Linked DNA regions of Homo sapiens: region 2 is linked to region 1. A link is a contact called in ENCODE Hi-C data. All regions are on one chromosome and are shown on one strand. The core of a region is the stretch at or near the end of the contact, and the rest is flanking DNA. Distances in the headings are between cores, read along the strand shown.

Evidence for each region. A loop is a pair of places that touch in the nucleus more often than their neighbours do. Pooled maps may share reads with other maps.
Region 2: a loop to region 1 is called in a map of gastrocnemius medialis, with 4 times the contacts of the local background. The contact joins the promoter of HSPB8 here to the enhancer-like site in region 1. A Hi-C loop is called at or near these places in 2 of 168 maps with a recorded cell type or tissue (gastrocnemius medialis and heart left ventricle) and 6 of 50 pooled maps.

What each region holds. Positions count from the first base shown.
Region 1 is chr12:118,536,226-118,541,066 of GRCh38, reverse strand. No RefSeq gene overlaps it. Among named protein-coding and RNA genes, the nearest start is that of LINC02460, 110 kb to the left of the region's middle. Within about 2 kb of position 3,481, at least 9 of the 41 ENCODE cell types and tissues checked have a DNase peak (open chromatin) inside an H3K27ac peak, as active enhancers do; they include gastrocnemius medialis, where a contact is called at or near this core.
Region 2 is chr12:119,177,386-119,182,406 of GRCh38, reverse strand. HSPB8 (heat shock protein family B (small) member 8) reads right to left here and starts at 3,476. Exons shown (of 3, transcript NM_014365.3): 1 at 2,728-3,476. The coding sequence starts at 3,094. It overlaps HSPB8-AS1 (HSPB8 antisense RNA 1), which reads left to right. Exons shown (of 3, transcript XR_007063482.1): 3 at 205-1,240. RefSeq lists an enhancer at 3,124-3,873.

The DNA of each region.
Region 1 (4,841 bases), core at 2,232-4,731:
TGAGCCCGAGGGACTGCTGAGCCTCCGGACCTCAGCTGCTGGAGGGTCAGCCTTGGCATGGGCAGGTACCCGGAGCTCCCAGGGCCCAGCGACCTCATGCCAACCTCATCCATCTCACAGGGGGCTAAGCAGCCCCTCTTGCTTCCCTGATGCCTGTGCCGTTTGCTGAATCACCTCCTCACTTGTTTCTGCACAGTGAGGCCTCAACATGTTGCTGAGGACTGTAAGGGACACTGTGATGACGGGTATTGTTAGCAGTGGTGTGGTGGAGGGACAGGGAGGTAGGGGGCTGTGCTACACCTCTTGCTTTCTCCTCCTCAACCTGATAAGGTTGAGAGACCATCTCATCTGCCCCATCTCCTCACCAGTTCCTCCACTCCTCCTTCATCTCCTTCCATTCCAGAGGGCTGTGATTTTCCCATTGCAGAGACATTGCTAGAGCCCCATCCAGATCCTCTGGGATTCCTTTTACCACTTCTGTACACTCCAGAGCTTCTGTGTGCTTTGCTGCTAAAACTTTGTACCTGTGACCTTCTTCAGAGCACTGTCCTTGAGCAGTGAGCTGCATCCCCTATTCAGAGACCCAGAAGTCCCTGGGAATGTGTATATATAACCAGGGAAGGCCATTGCCAATGACCAGTTCTTGGATACAAACACCCAGTTTCCTTGCCTGGAGGTGGGACACACTCTGATGTGTGATTCACACTCACTGCAAAGCTAAGGCTGGGACTTCACCTGAAATCATACCCTTACTTGGCTTCCTCCCCCTTATCCTTATCCTGCCTCCCCACTCCCAGTAGTTTCTTCCATATGCATATTTCTTCCTGTTTGCTTGCTTTTTTTTTTTTTTTTTTTTTTTTTTTGGTGAGACAAGGTCTCACTCTGTCACCCAGGTTGGATTGCAGTGGCATGATCATGGCTCACTGCAACCTCAAACTCCTGAACTCAAGTGAAGCAATCCTTCCACCTCAGCCTCCCAAAGTGCTGGAATTACAGGCATGAGCCACTATGCCTGGCCTGTATTTCTTAATAAATAAATTACTTGGACAAAAATCCTCATCTCTAGTCTGCCTCTGGAAGGACCCAGCCTAACACACCTGTCCAGCACCATTCCCTTTCTTCTAGTAACAGAACCTAGAAGAAGATTTTGTCTTTCCTTTGGAGAAACTGCCCCCTCCCACTCCTAGTCCCTATGGTTTGTTTAAAGCTGATAATCCCATCCTTCAGCTTGAGGGATGGACACACCCAGATCTGGTCGATTTGTTTTGTCCACCCTTGACCTCAGTGATTGGTTCAAGGATGGGCACAAGACCCAAGTTGGTCCAAGGGGACTCAAGTCTTTGAATGTCTCTATAACTAGAGGGAAAAATATCTTGTTCCATTGGGTTAGTGGGTAGTATCTGAGTCTTGAGCTGCTGAGGACCATCTTGCCACCAGGAGAAGAACATCATCCTGGGAATGAAGCCAATATGAATGAAAGCAGAGCTGAGAGGTATATAGAGATGACGTTATGACATCATATGAGCACCTGCATCCAGCTATACCTGAAGACCTAACCCTTCCATTTCAAGGCTTTTTAATACTTCAGAATCTCAGTCAGTACCGCATACAGCATAGCAATAACATCCATTGACTGGGCACCAGCACGTGCCAGGCACTGTGCTAAGTGCTTTCTATATATCATTTCTAATCCTCACAAGAACCTGAAGATGTTTTTATTTCCCATTTACAGAAGCAAAAACTGAGGTCCAGAGAGGTGCAACAGCTGTTCCGTCACACAGTTGTCATAGAGCTAGGACTGAAATGCAGGTATGTCTGTCTCCACAGCCTCTCTACACCAAGTAAGTGCTCAACCAATGCTTTTTGATTTGAATCAACTCAACTCTCCAACCTCCCCAAGACAGTCAGTCTGTGAGACATGGATATTGTCCACCAGTTGGTCAGCTTAACAGTGGAGAGCATCACCTTCCTAAGCCTATCCCAAAACATTGAACTAGGCATATCCTGCCCAAAAACATCTCCCCATCTCTGCTCTCACTGCTTTCACCTCTGCTCTGGAGGTTGATCTATTCCTTCACTCTGAAATATTTTTGCTGCCCACACATCCTTAGCTCACAATGATCCTATGAAATAGGAACCATTATTATCCCCATTCTACAGATAAGGACACTGGGGATCAAAGAGGTGAAGGCACTTGTTTCAGGGGCTTTAGCAGCGCCCTGGACAAAATAAACTCTGAGTGGGACATTGTCTTCATCCCAGGCATGCCCACAGTACCTAGCACAAAAGAGGAAGCAGTAAATACTTGCCAAATGAATGAATGAATGAATGAATGAATGAATAATAGGGATGAAAGGAAAGCAAGCAAGTAGTTTCTTACTTTCAATAGTTTTTAAAAGGTGAGAGATGACTAATGATTGACAGATGAGAAATAATCCTTTCAGTCTGTAATTTTCTCCTGTAAAGATCTTTTTTTTTTTTTTTTTTGACGGATTCTCACTCTGTCACCAAGGCTGGAGTGCAATGGCACAATCTCGGCTCACTGCAACCTCCACCTTCTGAGTTCAAGAGATTCTCCTGCCACAGTCTCCCAAGTAGCTGGGATTACAGGCACCTGCCATCGTGCCTGACTAATTTTTGTATTTTTGTAGAGATGGGGTTTCACCATGTTGGCCAGGCTGGTCTAGAACTCCTGACCTCAGGTGATCCACCCACCTTGGCCTCCCAAAGTGTTGGGATTACAGGCGTGAACCACCACACCTGGCCTTGTAATTTTCTCATGTAAATTTCTCATGTCAAGATCTAAGGAAAGGAACAAGGGCTGGCTTGGCCTAGGAACCAAGAGAATGAAGGTCTCACTCTGCACCTATTTCTAGAACATCTCATTTAATGATACAAAAGAAAAACCAAAGACCTTGGCAGTGAATCCAGGGTCAAATCCACAGTTCATCAGTTATGAGCTATGTGACCTTGAATAAGTCAGTCCCTCTGGGCATTCTTTCTCAGCCATAAAAATAAATAAATAAATAAATATTACAAAAAAAAAAAAAAAGACAATTCACAGCTGCATGTCCCAGGGTGGGTAAGATAAGATGCACATAGTAGGCATTCATGAAACACCAGCTCTCTTTAATACATCTCTCCACTCTCTCGTGACTCCGCTTTTCTCATGTTTAAGACAGAGGTGACTCTAACCTTTTCCATTTGAAGAGAACTGAATAGTCCCGGAAACCCTTCTACATAATAGCCACCAGCTGCCTCCCTGGGGAACTGGAAGCTTAAATGGGACGTTGCATATGAAATGCTTTGAGGGCCTTGGAAGAAAAGAGGCAAGAGAATCCAGAGGGTTATTATTAGACATGGAAACGAGAGAGCAGGAGCCCACACACGCCTCTCGTATAATCAAACTGACATGGAGGTTTACAGTGCATTGAACATTGCGTTCCAGTCCAGAGAGCTAAAAATGGAAACCTGTGAAAACAGCTTCTGGGTTAAATCAGGCTCCTGCGGGCTCCTGTGGGCCGGAGAGCAGAAGGGACACCAGGCCTTTGCCACCCAAGCTGAGGCAGCAGTGGGTTTTGGGCAGGCTGGGACACACACTCCACCTGCCCCAGCCCCCCAATATGAGCCTTAGACCCTACAGCCTTGTAGGACTGAGAAAGAGCCAAGTCAGGGGTACAGCCTGTCCTTGAGCAAGGTACTTCACCACTCTGGGCTTCAGTTTCCCCATCTGTAAAGGGAAGATGTAACAAGGGTTAATATGAGGCTTTAATTAGTTAATACATGAAAGTGCTTAGCAGTGTGGTAGTAAGGCACTAGGATCAGCTCACAGTAGATGTTAGCTGATACTGCATGGGCCTTGTTTATCCTACCTCTTAGCCTTTGTGTAGGCTGCATTCCCCACCTGGATCTTCTCCTCTCCACTCCCCTCTAATCTCACTTATTTCTTCCTAAATTAATCCTGTTCATCCTTACAAATCTCAGCTCAAATTCCATCATCTGGTAAAACCACACATGTGCTGTGACATTCATTCATTTATTTGTTGGGCACCTACTATGTGCCAAGTGCTGTCCTAGCGTAAGCTTTATAGTAGTGAACAAAATAGATAAAAGAAATCCCTACCCTCATGGAACTTCTATTTCAGTGCATAGTTATAATGTTGTTTTCCTCGTTGTATTCATATAACTAAAGAATGATTCACATTTTTAAAGTTTGTCCTTGTACCTCCTAAAGTCAGCTCCTGTGCAATAAGAGTCCCTGCACTGATGTTTCAAATATGCAAATCTTTCAGCACGCCATAGAACTGCTCCAGGGCAAAGAGGGCTCCTCCCTTCTCTCTGGAGCACCCAGCTGGTCACTTTACTGGAGTTAAAAAAAAAAAAAAAATTGAAATCCAGCTGCCTTGAGTTGAGAAACCAGGCCACCTATTTCTCTCCCCACACCTATCCCCAAAACACCAGATTATGCTAAAAGAATCCTTTGTGCACGCCTACCCACATGTCCCCTGTGACTCTGCACCTCCGATGACATTTCACCAGCCTGATCAGCCCTGTCCAGATCGCTCCCCCGAGGGCAAGAAGCTGTTTATGGAATCTGACAATGCCTTAGTATATGTCTTCGATGGAGCTGCCTTGGGGACCCAAGGGCAGATGTTCTAAATGAACAGCACCTGACTGCTAATAGTCATCCTGGCCTTTTCTAACACACAACCCCCACATCCCCCAGGAGGAAAGGGTCGCAGTAAGGCTCTCAGCTCTTGAAGGAGGGAAAGCCGGGAGGCCCAAGCTCTGCCGATGGATGCAAAGCACGTCAAAGCCCATGACCCTCAAGCCTCTGCAAG
Region 2 (5,021 bases), core at 2,227-4,726, 640 kb before region 1:
TTGGCCTCCCAAAATGCTGGGATTACAGGCATGAGCCACCGCACCCGGCCCGAAAGTTGCTTCTTAAATAGAGCTCCTGATATCAATTTTATTTTTAAACCCCTTTTATGAAAGCCCTTGTATGGACTCTCAGGGAATTTGGATTTTGTCTAGCCGATGTCACTAATTGCATGTCTGAAAAGCTTTGTCTTTGTCTTATTTAAGCTCCCAATGACCCCATTTTACAGACGTGGAAATTGAGACTGCATGACTCACCCAAAGCCTCTGGATTAGTAAGATACTTAGCTGAGATCTCAACATGGAGCTGCCAGACCCCACCTGTTATGAAGCACCTACAAAAGAGGATGGTGAAAAACCCTCCAGGCTGGACAGAGGGTCTCCTAGAGGGACCACAGGGTGGAGTCGACCCTTGGACTTGGGCTAGAAGCATCTAAGACCCTAATTAAAACAAGGACAGAAGGAATGGTGATAATCGGTCTGTTTACAGAGTGCCAGGCAAGCACTATTATTAGCTCCATTTTATAGACACTCCGCATATATTATCATAGATAGTCTGCATATGTTTAATCTTTCCTACACCCTTACAGGACAGATATTATTATGGTCTCCATTCTGCAAATAGGAGAAATGAGGCTCAGAGGGATGAAGACTTTCTCGTCCACATCCGCCATGCTAGTGAACAGCAGTGCTGGGATCTGAACCCAGGTTTCAAAGAGCATCTATTATTCATTATTTATTGGGGCCTTCCTGGATGCCTGACACTATAACAATAACGACGACAATAATAATACTAATTCCTTGTGTTCCAGGTCATAGAATGTGAAAGGAAAATAAATCTTGGGGCCCCCAAATCACTAAGCTAAAGGGAAAAGTCAAGCTGGGAACTGTTTAGGGCCAACCTACCCCCCATTCTATTCAAAGGCAGCCCTCTGCTCACTGACATAGATGCATTATCTGTTTGTCTCCTTTGGAAAGGCTAATCAGAAACTCAAAAGAATGCGACCATTTGTCTCTCACCTACCTGTGACCTGGAAAACCCCTCCCTGCTTCAAGTTGTCCTGCATTTCTAGATCGAACCAATGTACTTCTTACATATATTGATTGATGTCTCATGTCTCTCTAAAATGTATAAAATTAAGCTGTGCCCAGACCACCTTGGGCATGTGACAGGAGGACTTCCTGAGGCTGTGTCATGGGAGTGTCCTCAACCTCGGCAAAATAAACTTCCTAAATGAACTGAGATCTGTCTCAGATTTTCTGGGTTCACAGGTATGTACACATTTTACAGCATCACCTCACTTAAAACAACAATCCTTATGGTATAACCATTTGAACCCTAATTTCCAGATGAGGAAACAAAACAGAAGCACAAAGTGAAGTAATTTGCACATCCTGCTGGTTAAAGTTGGAGCCAGTTTCGGAACTCATGCCCTGCTCCCCAGCCAACTCAGAAATCTGGCTGACCCTGTCATCAGCACGTGGCCCCAGCGTGTCTCCCAGCCCACCACACCCGCTGGAGCCTCTGATGTTTATAATTCTACCAGGACTGGCTTGAAACTCCCCCTGAATGCTGCTGGGGCTTGTTCCTGCCCAGCCTGTGTTTGCAATGGCTTTGACTGATTTTCTGGAAGGCAAGCCTCTGCCGGGAACACATTCTTTTTAATGGAGTGTTAATCAGGAGGGAAGGAAAAGAAAGATTTTTCTACTGCCCAGCTTCACAGGGGCTGAGCTTCCTGTCTTCTCTCATTTTTCCCCCTAGTATGTTTATTTCTCCCAGGGTGGGATGCGGCAGTGAGAGCCCTGGGCCTAAAGCTGTGCATAGGCCCAGTCCCTACTCCACTCCTATTGCTGACTCATGGCATGACTGTGAACGAGTCCCACCTAGGCCTCAGCCTCCTCAGCTGCAAGATGGGCCTACCCTGCTACCCTGGAGTGGACTGAGGATGATTTTGGAGAAGTATAAGAATGTCAGCCCACCCTTGGCACCTAGTAGGTGCTCAGTAAATCATCACTTCTTCTTTCTGGCCTCCTAATTCCCAGACAACCTGGGTCTGACTCCTTGGTGGCCTTGAACAAGTTACTTTAATCTCTCCGTGCCTCAGTTTCCTCATCTGAAAAAAGAAGATAAACAGTACCCACCTCCTCTGGTTGTGGTATTAGCTGAGATATTATAGGCAACAGCAGTTAGCAAAGTGCTGAGCGAATAGTTAGCACTCAGAGTTACCAGTTAGTGTTACTACAATTACTGGTAAGCCTCAGTTTCCCTGTCTGGGACAAGGAGAGGTGTTTCACCGGAAACCAGTTGCGGTTATTAACACTATCATTGTTCAGCCTTAACGTGCACTTCTAGACTCTGTTATGATGCTGGAGTGCACAAAATCCCGTTTCTTCTTTGTTTTTTAATTCTTTGATATCTGCTTAACCTATTCTTTATATTAAATGCCCTCTGTCAAAATATCCAACATGGTTTCTATTTTCCTGTCTGTACCATGATTGATGAGCACCCAGAGGCCCCAATAGCTGAGTCAGGCAGGTTAAGATCTCTGCTGGGAGCCGGGAGAGAAGTTTTCCGTAAAGATAACTTTGCAGGCTGCATTCCTGAGCCCTGAGGTCACCTGTGTCACACTGTCCCAACGTCAGCTCCCAGGAAACTTTCTCTGGCTATTCCCAGGGCTGAGGGCTACATCCCGGCCTCCCCATTCTCTCTCCCTCCTGCCCCTGACTTACCAGACACCTCCACGTATCCATCTTTGGTCTTCACCATCAACTCCTCTGGCTTGAAGCTGTGCACATTCACACACACTTTCCAGGGCTCCCCAGGGAAGGGTGGGGGGGTCCTGCCCTCGGCAGGCACCCCAAACCTGGCGGTGGCAGTGGGGCCCCGGGGCACCATGCCCGACCTTAGGGTGCCTGGCCAGGCGGAGGAGAGACGAGGCAGAGCCCAGTCGGGCCAAGAGGCTGTCAAGTCGTCTGGGAAGGGGTCCATGCCAAAGCCATCATCCAGCAGGCGAGAGGAGAGGGGAGAGTCCCGGAAGGGGTCTCGGCGCAGGCGGCTTGGGTAGTGGCAGGAGAAGGGCATCTGACCGTCAGCCATGGTGGCTGCTCAGCTCAGAGAGAAACAGAGGCTCAGAGAGACAGAACCACCTGCCCAAGGTCACACAACAAGGTGGTGTGGCTGGGCTAGCTTATTCTTCAGCTTCCGAAAATGCTGCTTTTCTGCAGGGAGAAGCAGAACCAACCACTGCCAGGGACGGTTGTGTCCCCTCGACTGGGGTCCCAGCCCCCAAAGGTAACCCCCGGGGCAGATCCAGCAGAATCCCAGAGGGTCCCCGTCCGCACTGCCTCACGACAGACCGGCAAGCCACCGTCCTCCCAGGCTTCCCAGGCTGCCCAGGCTGGCAGCCAGAACCGCTGAGGTCTAGAGCGGAGCCAGGAGCTTAATAAACCCAGGGCACGCGCGCCTAGAAACTTCTTCTGGCTCCTTCTGGGCTGCAAGCCTTCTATTTATTTGCTGCTGGAGGCTGGAGGCGGGTTTTGCAAGCGTCTCCTGTCACAGGAATATTCGGAGGTGATGAACCAGCCCCGGAGAATCCGCGGAGGGAACAGCTGGGCTGTGGGGGGAGCTGGGAGGGGCCGCGTCCAAGTTCAGCCGGCCTCTCCGGACACTCTCTCCTCCCCTGGCCACTCCGCTCAGCTCCGCCCTCCTCTTGCTCCAGGAGCTGGAGCCGCCCTCCCCGAGCGGGGCACTAAGGCCTGGCTATTAATAACCCCGAGCCTGGCTGAGGGCTCAGGTCACCCTCTGGAAATACCTTCCCTAGAGCGTGTCGTATCCTGCCTTTCCCCTGGGGACCTGCAGAAAGGGAAGAGAGAGACAGGAGCCCAGTGGATTTGAAGGATGGCCCTGGGTTGCAATCCCCACTTACAAGATGGCCAAGCTCCTAGAGCCTCAATGCCCTCTGGGGAGATTGGTAAAGGAAAAAAAAAATTTTTTTAATGTGTATATATATATTCATATGACGCTTGTTAAAGTATGACAAGCAAGACTTTACTGGGCAGGGAAACTTTCTCCATAGATGTAGGGACCCCTGCAATGGGATTTTGCAGTGAGGGAGAAAGATTAGACTTGATTCCCAGTAGGTCATGGGTAAGTGTGAATTTGTAGCCAAGAAGCAGGTGGGGGGTCAGCGAATGGAAATTTACTAGGAGGGAAGTCCAGGAGTCAGAGGGATTCGGGCTCAGCTAACCTAAGAGGATTCTTGCTGAAGACAGGCCAGGGTGCTCAGACATCACCTGGGGGACCGCGGAGGATGAGGAAACTAATCAGATATCGAGGGTGATCAGAAATCGAAGATGGGTGGTTGCTACTAAACAGACTTAGCAGAGTTCATGCCAAAACTGAATTTTTCTTTCTTTCTTTTCTTTTTTTTTTTTGAGACAGAGTCTCACTCTGTCCCCCAGGCTAGAGCGCAGTTGCGCCATCTCCGCTCACTGCAACCTCCGCCTTCCAGGTTCAAGCGATTCTTCTGCCTCAGACTCCCGAGTAGCTGGGATTATAGGCACCCGCCATCGTGCCCGGCTAATTTTTGTATTTTTTAGTAGAGTTGGATTTCACCATCTTGGCCAGGCTGGTCTTGAACTCCTGACCTCATGATCCACCTGCCTCCACCTCCCAAAGTGCTGGGATTACAGACGTGAGCCACCTCGCCTGGCCCAAAACTGAATTTTTATAAGGAACCTCACTGATGGGCTTAGGAGAAGATTCAGAAATCCGATTAATGTTTGGTCAATCAAAGCATCTTTATAGGCAGTAACATTATTCCCAGGCACCTCCAGGTTGTTAGTTTTCCTCCTTATAAACGGACATAACAGTAGCCAACTCACAGATGTACCATGAAGAATACATGAGGTAATTCTCTTTCTCCTTGTATTTTCAATTTTGAGTTATCAATTACATAATGTTTGCTATATGCCAGGCCCTGCTCTATGGGCTTTATAAATATGAATTCATTTAACCCTCACCA